Regions from separate parts of the Homo sapiens genome. Here region 2 is linked to region 1. Evidence: chromatin contacts called from ENCODE Hi-C or POLR2A ChIA-PET data. All regions are on one chromosome and are shown on one strand. Each heading gives the region's core, a stretch centred on a gene start or an enhancer-like site at or near the end of the contact. The rest is flanking DNA. Distances are from core to core; before and after follow the strand shown. Region 1 overlaps GNAQ (G protein subunit alpha q). Region 2 overlaps GNAQ (G protein subunit alpha q).

What was found. Hi-C counts contacts between places; a loop is a spot of excess contacts on that map. ChIA-PET counts read pairs that join two places held with the same protein, here RNA polymerase II (POLR2A). Pooled maps may share reads with other maps.
Region 2: a loop to region 1 is called in a pooled map, with 3 times the contacts of the local background. The contact joins two enhancer-like sites. A Hi-C loop is called at or near these places in 2 of 50 pooled maps. POLR2A ChIA-PET finds 5 or more read pairs at or near these places in 2 of 52 experiments (A549 and activated B cell).

What each region holds. Positions count from the first base shown.
Region 1 is chr9:77,974,526-77,980,433 of GRCh38, forward strand. The region is part of intron 1 of GNAQ (G protein subunit alpha q); the gene reads right to left. Among named protein-coding and RNA genes, the nearest start is that of GNAQ, 54 kb to the right of the region's middle. RefSeq lists an enhancer at 2,808-3,102. Within about 2 kb of position 2,851, at least 13 of the 41 ENCODE cell types and tissues checked have a DNase peak (open chromatin) inside an H3K27ac peak, as active enhancers do.
Region 2 is chr9:77,818,078-77,823,985 of GRCh38, forward strand. All of the region lies in intron 2 of GNAQ (G protein subunit alpha q), which reads right to left. Among named protein-coding and RNA genes, the nearest start is that of GNA14, 170 kb to the left of the region's middle. Within about 2 kb of position 2,399, at least 4 of the 41 ENCODE cell types and tissues checked have a DNase peak (open chromatin) inside an H3K27ac peak, as active enhancers do.

The DNA.
Region 1 (5,908 bases), core at 1,601-4,100:
TGTACTAGGCACTAGTACAATCATACCCAATTTACAGATGATAAAACTGAGGCACAGAAAGGCCACCTAACATCTTGGAGGTCAGAGGGGAGGATAATGGCCTGCACTTTCAACACCCAGGATGCAAGGCTGCCTAGTGCTATAGCTGCTCACACAGATCTCCACCTCTCTGCATGCCCCAAGGCCAGCTGAGAAGACTCTCTGTAATGAAAAAATATGCAAAGGATGGCTCAACCTAACTACCCCACGTTCTAAGGTTTAATTAATACAAACTGCAAAGCATGACGGATTGCTGCTGTTCACCTTGCTCCTATAATGATTCATACAAAATACTCAGGTAAATCCTCATTTTACTTTGTTGCATAGCTTGAAATATTCTTGTACAGTGTTTGGAATGATTCAAACTATAAAATTCTACCTGCCAAATAATAAAGTGGATCACTGTGAAGTCTTAGTTTGGTATCAGCCCACTGTGACAACCCCTCAATGGATCGACTCAGCCTTGCTCAGATGGCCCTTGGTGCTCCCTGTCTTGTATTGTGTCTTTACCTAGTTAGCCAAAATACAAGTTCCCTACAGGGCCCATCCCCTAGAGCCTTGCAAAATCCTCTGTACATAAGTAACTCAACACTTTTTTGGTGACCCAGGATTAAGTGGGATAAAAAATTGTATTGCAGCAAACGAAAACATTTAAGTGCCGTAAATAAATCTTGGACAGTCACATTTAAATCATTCTGACAACTAAGCTCTCACTGCTAGCAATTCTCTAACTCACCACAGCCAACTTTTACAGAATGCTTACTGGGTACCAAGAACTGCAATAAGTGCTTTATTCAAACTGTACCAGCTAAGCCTCACAATGGTCCTTTGAGAGTGGTTGCTTTGTATTAATATAATTATCTTCATTATACAGATAAGGAAACAGGTTTAGAAAAATAGGGCAACTTACCCAAGGTCCCATTGCTAGTATCTCATTTCCCAAACTACACTTTTACTGTTATCAGCCCCCCCTTTTTTTTTTTTTTTTTTTTTTGAGACAAGGTCTCGCTCTCTCAGCAGGCTGGAGGGCAGTGGCGCGATCTCGGTTCACTGCAACCTCCTCCTCCCAGGTTCAAGCAATTCTTCTGCCTCAGCTTCCCGAGTAGTTGGGATTACACGCGCACACCACCATGCCCAGCTAATTTCTGTATTTTTAGTAGAGACGGGGTTTCACCATGTTGGCCAGGATGGTTGATCTCTTGACCTCATGATCCACCCGCCTCAGCCTCCCAAAGTGCTGGGATTACAGGCGTGAGCCACTGCGCTCAGCCCCGTTATCGGCCTTTTAATGGAGAGCAACAGGAAGAACAATCCTATAAAGCTCTCACTGCAATGAGAGTCATAGGATTCAGTGTGTTCTTTTGAAGACCCTTCTGAGAGCTGTCCTTCTGATCCTGGCATCGGGAAGAGCCATGTCACTGTTAAACAGTTTGTTTTAAAGATACTACAAGTGGTATAACTGATAAGGCTTCTATGTTATGCCAGTTGCTAGCAAGCTCCATGCCCAGTTTGAGGTTCACTGACATTATGTGTATCATTTCATTCTGATTCCATTTACTATCCTGCAGTTGTTTTAACTTTTTGTCTTCCACCTGCTTCTAATTTATATTAGTTTATATTTAACAAAAGCATCTTTAAATGCTTTTAGAAAAAGGTAGAACACAAAGTAAAGTGCCCAGTAAATGTTCAGCTCATTTTCAACAATCAAGGCTGAAGAACAACTGGGGTCAGGTGTTAAGAGTCCTAACCAGTGGTAAAAATTGGCAGCCAAAAACTATCCACTCAACAGGCTTGGTTTTTGTTTTTTGGTTTTTGGTTTTTTTTTGTTTTTGTTTTTGTTTTTTTTGAGACAGAGTCTCGCTCTGTTGCCCAGGCTGGAGTGCAATGGCACGATCTCAACTCAGTGCAACCTCCGCCTCCCAGGTTCAGGTGATTCTCCTGCCTCAGCCTCCCAAGTAGCTGGGATTACAGGCACGCGCTGCCACGCTGGCTAATTTTTGCATTTTTAGCAGAGATGGGGTTTCACCATATTGGTCAGGCTGGTCTCAAACTCCTGACCTCGTGATCCACCCACCTCAGCCTCCCAAAGTGCTGGGATTACAGGCGTGAGCCAACACGCCCGGCCCAGGCTTGTTTTTTAATTCTAGACAATAGTTTTAAGCTTTTCGATTAGTTGGCAACATTTAAAATCCAAGAGATTTCACATAAAAAGCAGATATTTTATTTACCTGGAAAAACTGGAAGCTCTGGCAAGCCTAAAAACCTGCTCTCCATACATGGCAACATTCAAAGCTGAACAACAGCTTCAATGAGCCATAAGGTTTTAGTTGGCCAGAGGTCCCACCCAGTGTCACTCATTTAAAACCACCTGCCTGAATCCCAAAGGCATATGACTTTGCAAGCATCAAGCACTAGACTATATTAACAGCAAATCAATTCCTGATAGAGAAATCTGCAGCTACAATTATTAGGCAGGATTTCACACCTGCTGGGAGAATCTCAGAGTACCCCTTTTTATCTCCTTTATCTTGAAAAATGGGATTATTTAGAAATTAGGCCTGAGAGAGGCAAAATGAGACACACTGGATAAAGGCAACTATTTATAAAGCCTCCTAAGGCAGAGCGCTTCCTTCAGCTATTGGCACTAACCCTCTAGTTAGCTCCTTCCCTGGCCCTTCTCCACACTCCATTCCCCACCCTAACCCCATCTCAGTACTACTGTCTCCACAACAACACAGATTAAGGCCAAAAGCAAAAATGGCAAAATCAAGTCCTCATTCTCCAAGGGCTCCTACCCCAAGACTTTCTTCCTTGACCGCCCACATGGAGGCGCCATGAACACAACTATCCACACTTCCCAAGGTCAAAACAAAATTGAGCTCCCTCTTGAAAAAAAAACAACAGCAGCTACCATTGTTCAACCCACAGGCATTCAGAGTGTTCATACAGCAAAGTCGAAATTTCCCCTTTCAGGAAGTTCCTGGGAGGAAGTCAGTGCCCTGAAGCTCAGCCACTCCTCAGACTAGAGAAAACAAAGGCAACGCAGACATGCACTCTCCAGAATGGCCATGGCATCCCAGAACAAGAAGCGGGGTTCTGCAACCCTGGAGCATTAGCCAGGGTGCTGGGCTTCCCCAGCAGCCCCTTATAGGAGGAACATTTTCACTTTGCAAGTCTGAAGAAGGCTAGTGGGGTTCTTTCCTTTATGTTTCTTCTATCTAAATACTTCTGCCATATTTTGATCAGGATCCAACCATGAAACCAGTTGAATACCTGAATGGGATCATGGGTGTAGTTATCTGTCACCTTGCCCCAACTTAACCCCCTTGTCCTGATTCTTTGGAAACCAGAACCCTCCACCAGTGGCAACAGCAGTCCCTGGTACCCTAGTAATAACAGTAATGTCATAGTATGCGTGGAAAATTATTCCTGACACTGTACATCTACAATTTGCTGAAATTCTTCCTTTTTCTTAAATTATATGAAAAGTAATACATGTGCAGGTAACTTTTCCTAAACAGAAGCATGGTAAAAAGTGGAAAGTAAGTGTCTCTGGGCCCATACTCCCCATTTCCACTCCCTTCCATTATTGCTTTTACAGTCCTTCTATGGTGATCAGCTTAACGAAATGACAGGCTTCTATCCCTGATGTGTCAACTTCAGACAGAATCTACTGACTTACCGCCTCCCCCGTATCTAACTCATTCACACTTACTTCACCTCTATTTTGTCTCTAGTTTTCTTGATTATACTATTTTTAGTCCTTCAATTGGTTAGCTCTGTTTCCTGTTTCAGCAGTATTACACAGTATTTCTCTACATCCCACCATGTAAAAGAAGAAAATGAGTACCAAGGTCCCTCTCCCTCCTGCCTCTTTTCCTGCCTTCTAGCCTCAGGCTTCTGTCTGCTCTTTCACTCCCTTTGCATTGCTAGATTTTAAAACCTTGATGATTGTTTTCTCTCTGTAGTTATAATTACATCTTTCCTGTCTTGTGTGGGGATTAACCAATAAACTATTTAGCTACATCCACAGCAGTATGATTGTGTAAATATTACCTCCCACAAAACCAACAGCAATGCTCAACTCCTAGAAAAGGAAATAGAACCCTTTATCAGTGAACCTGAGTCAAATGGGTTCTCTTTTCTTACACTCCACTAAATGTTCAAAACTATTATCACACTTTAGTTTGGTTTTTCACTTTTAAAAAAAATGGGCCAGGTACAGTGGCTCACGCCTATAATCCCAGCACTTTGGGAGGCGAGGCGAGTGGATCAATTGAGGTCAGTTCAAGACCAGCCTGGACAACATGGTAAAACCATGTCTCTACTAAAAACACAAAAATCAGCCGGGCGTGGTGGCACTGACCTGTAATCCCAGCTACTCAGGAGACTGAGTCACGAGAATCGCTTGAAACTGGGAGGCAGAGGTTGCCTCTGCCTAGATTGTGCCACTGTACTCCAGCCTGAGTGACAGAGTAAGACTCTGTCTCAGAAAAATAAAATAAAAATTCGGCTGGGTGGTGGCTCATGCCTGTAATTCCAGTGCTTTGGGAGGCCGAGGTGGGCAGATCACCTGAGGCCAGGAGTTCAAGACCAGCCTGGCCATCATGGTGAAACCCTGTCTCTACTAAAAATCCAAAAATTAACCAGGTACGGTGGCGGATGCCTATAATCCCAGTTACTCGGGACGCTGAGGCTGGAGAATTGCTTGAACACAGGAGGTAGAGGTTGCGGTGAGCCGAGATGGCGCCATTGCACTCCAGCCTGGGCAACAAGAGCGAGACTCTGTCTCAAAAAAAAAAAAATTAAATTAAATTAAATTAAAATTAAAATATATGAAAGAACTATTTGATATCTACCTGTCATGGCCAATATTTGTGTCCATGTTGTTCTTTTTTTCAATCAAAACTACACTCATATGACCTCAATACCAGCTGGAGTTCATCCCCTTCTAGTAGGGAAGTGCCCCTTACTAGGAAAGCACAAGGGAACAGTTAACGAGCTAAACAATTAAGCTAATAAAAAGAACCTCTGAGGTCCCAAAGCCCCAGGGTGCATGCCCAAGGGGGGGGAGACTGAACTCTCTGGAAGACTAAAAAATAGCCCCTTCTTTGATTACAATTCTGAACTGCATCTTATGATACTAAGATACTTTCACAAGCAACATGCAACATATATGCCTCACAATTAAGACGCTAGGTGAAAAGATGGCTTACTTAGCATGTTCAGTTTTTCTTTGTTCCCCCTATGTGTAGGTTTGCTACATGATTTGGCATCTTGGCTACCTGATTTTGGTTAATGTTTATTTGCTGAAAAACAACGTAAGACAAACAATAAAAAACACAGTCTCAAATTATGTACTTGGCCATGTTATGAGACAGAAAATAGGTCATAACATCTAGAAGAGAGAAAGCTGCCTGTTCCTAGAGACAAATTAATTTATGAAAATAGACAAAGTTACAAGAGAATCAATGCTGCACAACAGAAAGAGCAACGGCTGTGGGGTAACAGAATGCTGAGTTCAAATCCTGGATAAACTACGTTCTTTGTGGTGTGACCTCAAGCCTTGAAAGAGTTACTGAAGTTTTCTGAACCTTTGTTTCTTACCCTGTACAACAGGCACAATACCACCTCCTCTGCAGGGGTACTATGAAGGCAGACTGTGATGTGTATATAGCAAAAAGCATAGCCCCTGGTGCTCATAAACCAGTGCTGAGTAACACCAGATCTTGCATTTCAGTATCAAGTGTCTCTCGAATTAGCCACAGTAAGTGAGGACTGAGCATCAAGCTGTAGTACTTACTCAGGTCCTAAGAAAATATGAGGAGGAGAATGAGTATTATTATTCTTGTCATAAAACTAAAGAAAA
Region 2 (5,908 bases), core at 1,149-3,648, 160 kb before region 1:
AATTAACCTCTACAGTGTAAGTTATATTTGTCTCTGCTATAAACCCGTTACTCAGAAGTCAACCTCCATCAAAACTGAGAGAGAATATTGCCCTCAAAAACAGAGCAATCACCATGTTGCCTTCACCTAGGTTGGAATTTCTAAGTCACTTTTACTGCCTCCTAAGCTTTGTTGTTTCATTCCATCCTTGCTGTTTTGGAAAATGACATTCAAATATAATCAACCATAATTTGCATTTATGTAAGAGCTTTCATCTCAGATTCTCTAAGTTATTTAAAAGTATGACAGCATTTTACAAAATATATACAGATTTTTAAAATTGTGCATATAAACGTTCCCAATGGAAATGCAATACTCTCAATTTTTTGTAAAAAAAAAAAAAAAAAGTTCTGTATGTGGAAACAATATTTTCTAGTATGTTAGAGTAGGAAGATAAATTAGATACTTTTTTTCTATTTGTCCAAATGTCGAATGTGAAATAGTAGTAAAAATTATAAGTAGTTAAGCTAAATTAAACAATTATTAATGAAAAAGACAATGATGAAAAGGAAAAAACTCACCTCAAATATTACAAGTAACAAGTCAATTACAACAGACTATCTTGTTTATTTTGAACATTGTGCACAGAAAAGCAAGGGAGGGCCAGCCATGCTGGCTCATGCCTGTAATCCTAGCACTTTGGGAGGCAGAGGCAGAAGGATCACTTGAGGCCAGGAGTTCAAGACCAGCCTGGGCAACATGGCAAGACCCCATCTCTATAAAAAACAGAAAAATTAGCTGAGCGTGGTGGTATGTGCCTGTAGTCCCAGCTACTTGGGAAGCTAAGGCAGCAGGATCACTTGAGCCCAGGAGTTCAAGGTTACAGTGAGCTATGATAGCACCACGGCATTCCAGCCTAGGTAACAGAGAGAAATACCATCTCTCCAAAAAAAAAAAAAAAAAAAAAAAAAAACACCCAAAAATACCTAGTATGATTTAATGAATCACATAAACAAAATGTAAAATATAATTCTATTTCATTTTAAGTTACAGTTAAAATATACTGGGTGGAAATAATGATGAATGCTAGCTTTCAGAATTCTTAGCAAGCTGGTGGCAAGGCTTAGAGGGAACATTGTGAGAACTAAGTAGCTACTCTCAGGAACTCTGGCAGAATTCTAGGGAAAGACCACATGGAAACCGCAAGATGTGCCAATGTGGTAATGTCTTGTTTTCAGATTCAGTCGTCATAAAATTCAGGTAAATCTTCGATGTGTTGATGTTTCCATGTTTGCTTCTGCAAAGGGAAGGAGGAACTGAGGTCCTACCAAAGTGGGTCTTACCCAGCCCACAGCAGGCCAAGCCTTTAGGTGAAATGAAAAAGACCTCATAGTCACTTTGGAAGGATTTTCAAAATCTCATTAACAGCTGAAGGCGGCTTTAGACTGGAATGTCACACCTACCCAGAAGTAGAAAGCCAAATGGTAACTTCCACATTTGTGGAAGCTCTTAGACACAAATATCCAGCTTATTAGGCCTGCTCTGTCTGAAGGGATGCCCAACACACACAGAAGACCTCAAAATCAGAAAAAGTGCAAGCCAGCATCAGACTTCATCTCAATTCTGAACTGCAGCACACATCTTCCTACTTTTTTTCTAAGTGCTTATTTCCTTTTGGCACTTGACTCTAAAGAAAAAAATCACCAACTCCTAAATGGACTGTGGAAAAAAAAAAAAAACCCTCAGCCTTTTTGGTTTTGTTTTCTTCTGCTCAAAGGAAGTACAGAGTGAAATGATGGATGCTGAGACAAGACTGCTGGTGTTGTAATTCCACTTCCACCCAGTACTAGCTGACTGTCATCTTGTACAAGCTATTTAACATCCTCAACCTCTGCTTCCTAATTACCTCCCTCTCATAATCCATTAAATGGAGGTAATCATAGCACTTATTTTAGAGGGATAAATTACAGAATGCATATAAAATACTCGAAGAAGAGCCAGACACTTAAGGCTACTAGTTATTTAAAATGCAAAAAAAAAAAAAAAAAAAGGAAAAATAGTACAAAAAATATAAACCATGGTACAAATACCTACTAGATTCTTGTGACATTGGGAAAGTCACTGAAGCCTAAATTTGCTCAAATGTGAAATTACAGTCTGGAGGCCCTGACTGGATAATAGATCTCTGAGTTCTCAAATTTGCAAATACTGCTTAGCATAAAATCTCCTGCAGAAAACTTGGACGTGAACTGTATTTATCAGACTGTTTCACGTTTTCTGACTTCATTAGAACCTGAACCCTGACCTTTCAGGTGCATTATATGCAGAGTGACAGTTGTTGTTTTATCTTTTTCTGAGCATTACTGCATAAATGACAAAGAACAGCAAAGTCATACTGAACTGCTGCTGGCTGGGTTCTCATTGTGAGTGATTCACTCCCATAAAACAGCCTCTCCACACTTATGATTCAACATGTGGCTCAGCAAAATTAGAAATTACTACATGACACAGCCTTTTGAAGCCCCTCATGAAAACGAAAGATCTTCTGTGTGGAGTCTTTAAGTGGTAAGGATCTACTGATTCTCCTTTACTAAGCTTCCATGTCCTTCTTAAACTTGGCATTAGATGGAGACTACTGAATCTCAAATTAGTAATTCTGGGAACCACAGTAGCAAAGAGGAAGAACTTGAACAGCCTGAGACCAAATCAGGTATCAATAATAACTCTGTCATGTACCAGCCCTGTGTCTTTAGACAAGTCACTCAACCTTCCTGAACCTCAGTTTCTTCATCTATAAGATGGAACAATTTGTTGTAGGGCTGTTAGGAAAAGTAAAAGAGATGTTTCTAAAATGCCTAGTACAAAATATTATAATTACTATGAAATCTTGTGGTATCTCAAAAGTACCATTAATAATTATTTCAACAAATATTTATCGCTCATGTGTTAGACAATACACAAGACAATGATGAAAAGGAAAAATAGAGAATGTATGTTAAATACAATGTTCTAGATTACAATGTTAGAGAAGAAAGTTTATTAAACTGCCACATATCCTTTCATTAAGACTTCACAAACTGATTTATTAACTCATTATTAAGTTTGTTCTTCTATCATTAGATTTTTATTTTTAATCTCCATTATGGTCACCAAGATAATCAATGACTATAGTTATACTGTCTTTCCCAAAAAACATTTGCTGGAACTACAATTCTCCTCTTGGTTTTGCTGGCCTATAGGCTTTATTTGCTCATTCTAACATAGAATGGGGATTCCTTCTTGGGTAAAGGAAATACCCCTCCTTTATTGTTTAAAATATATTTTTTTTTCTTTTCAGAGAACTCAATCTCTTTCTTGGCCCTACCACTACCATTTTCCATGTAAATATTCTTCTATTTGGTTCTTTGCTTAACATTTTCCTTTTTCATGTTTGTCTGTAATGTCATAATTATCAGTATCAATGACATTGTAGGTCAGATGCTTGATGCAGCATGGCAAAACCTACATCAAACACTTCCAGAGTATGTTGATTGATATAATTACATAATTCCATTACAAAGAACACTGCCTTCAGGTCTATAAAATCTTGGGGTACAATTTAAAATTTTGCACTCTCTGAAGTTCTACTATTATCTTCATAATTATGATGTTGTACTATCCTAGTATGGGTGTGTGTGTGTGTGTGTGTGTGTGTGTGTGTGTATGTATGTATGCATTATTAATACCACCAAAAAAACTAGTTTATCTTCAGAGAGTTTATACAAAGTCACAGTTGATTTAAAAAAATTGAAAAGAGAGATTAAAGATATGCATATTCATTAAAATTCAAAACAATTAGGGTATGGTCTGTATGACTACTTTCAAAGAATATCTGAGGAACATTAATTAATGGAAAATTAAGTTAATGGAAAACTAAGTTAATTGGAATGTTAATAGGTATTTGACAAATGGATTCTGAAGTCCAAGTAAGAGAATGGGGAGAATAATGGTTATAAATAGTCAAACAGAGGTCTGTGCTGCAGAACACAGAAGTTATAAAAAGGCAATGGCCCTTACCTAGAAAGGTGCTATAAATCCATGAGCCTAGCATTGGGGATATTATTGAATTTTCCAAACTTGTTTGACCATGGAAGCTTTTTTTGCCTCCAGATCTGTTGACGAGACTGTTGGTGAATTAAATCATGTTTTGAAAACACTGACTAGAGACTGAGACCCCTAACAACCAACTGTAGGTTGATTTTATACCAACAAAACAACTCATTGACTGATTTCTCCCCACCCTGGCATAATAGGTAAATGCCTGCTTTATAGATTCATATCATCTTCATTTCTGAGATCACATAATGTTATGTGGTTCATTTCCTGATATTATACCTCAGAAAAAGCCTAATCATTTTAGTCCTTTGTAATGTCTGTGCTCCTACAATCTCATTAACCAGAGGAGTATGTTGCTGCTGGTTTGGAATTTTATTTTATTTGACAACAGGAAAAACAGATAAAGAAGATTTCCCTGTTCAGTTGGTAGAATTCAGACAGGCGAAAAAATAAAAAGAACAAGCTTTTTGATTAAAAAAAAAAAAAAAAGGCCCAAATGCTCCCAAGAATTTCAGAGTCTTACATAGGGAATATCATCTTTCTGGAACATCCCATGTGAAATCTGACCACTGAAGCTTCAGACATTCAAGAAATTGTGTTAGGAAAAACTGAAAGTAAAAGGCTCACTTTCCTAGAATCTTGGGGAAGGAATAGAGCTTTTAGAATACCTTGCTTAAATGCCCCTTTAACAGAGCCAGAAACTGTTCCATTAATAAAAATAAAGAAACAAAAACAATACCTCTTTATCCTATGAAAAACGGTAATGAAGCATTTAGAAGTTGTTTTTTTTTTTTTCTTTGAGAAGGAGTCTTGGTCTGTCACCCAGGCTGGCAGGCTGGAGTGCAGTGGCAAATCTCGGCTCACTGCAAGCTCCGCCTCCCGGGTTCATGCCATTCTCCTGCCTCAGCCTCCTGAGTAGCTGGGACTACAGGCGTCTGCCACAACGCCCGGCTAATTTTTTGTATTTTTAGTAGAGATGGGGTTTCACCGTGTTAGCCAGGATGGTCTCAATCTCCTGACCTCATGATCTGCCCATCTCAGCCTCCCAAAGTGCTGGGATTACAGGCGTGAGCCACCACGCCTGGCCTAGAATTTAAGTAGGAAGAAGGGAAGGAAAATAACTCACATCCTACAAGGCCTGGTTTTTTTGTAGTAAGTTATATAATTTGTCACTTTAAATAAAGACCCAAATTTTGAAAATATTATAGATAAGAAGTGTAAAAAGTTACCTGGACCACTGCTGAGAAACTGTTAACTTTCCACTGAGAGTATAATAATATAGTTATAGTCTACTAACACTTTTGAGTATTAAAAAGGCTACCAAAACAGTTAATGTTTGTATTAACCTGTTCTCACACTGCTATAAAGAACTACCTGAGACTGGATAATTTATGAAGAAAAGAGGTTAACTGACTCACGGTTCTGCAGGCTGTATAGGAAGCATGAATGGGAGGCCTCAGGAAACTTACAATCATGGTGGAAGGTGAAGGGGAAGCAAGCACGTCTTACCGTGGTAGAGCAGGAGAGACAGAGAAGCGGGAGGTGCCACACACTTTTAAACGATCAGATCTCATGAGAACTCACTCACTATCATGAGAACAGCAAAGGGGAAATCTGTCCCCACGATTCAATCACCTCCCATGAGGCCCTTCCCCCAACAAGTGGGGATTACAATTTAAGATGAGGTTTGGGTGGGGACACAGAGCCAAACCATATCAATGTTGTATGTCTTTAAAGTATTTATTGACCAGCAAATCTATTTTATTACATTGATATTATTCAAGGAAGTGTGCACATTAAAAAATTTTTCAAAATATAAAATCTTCCTAAAATA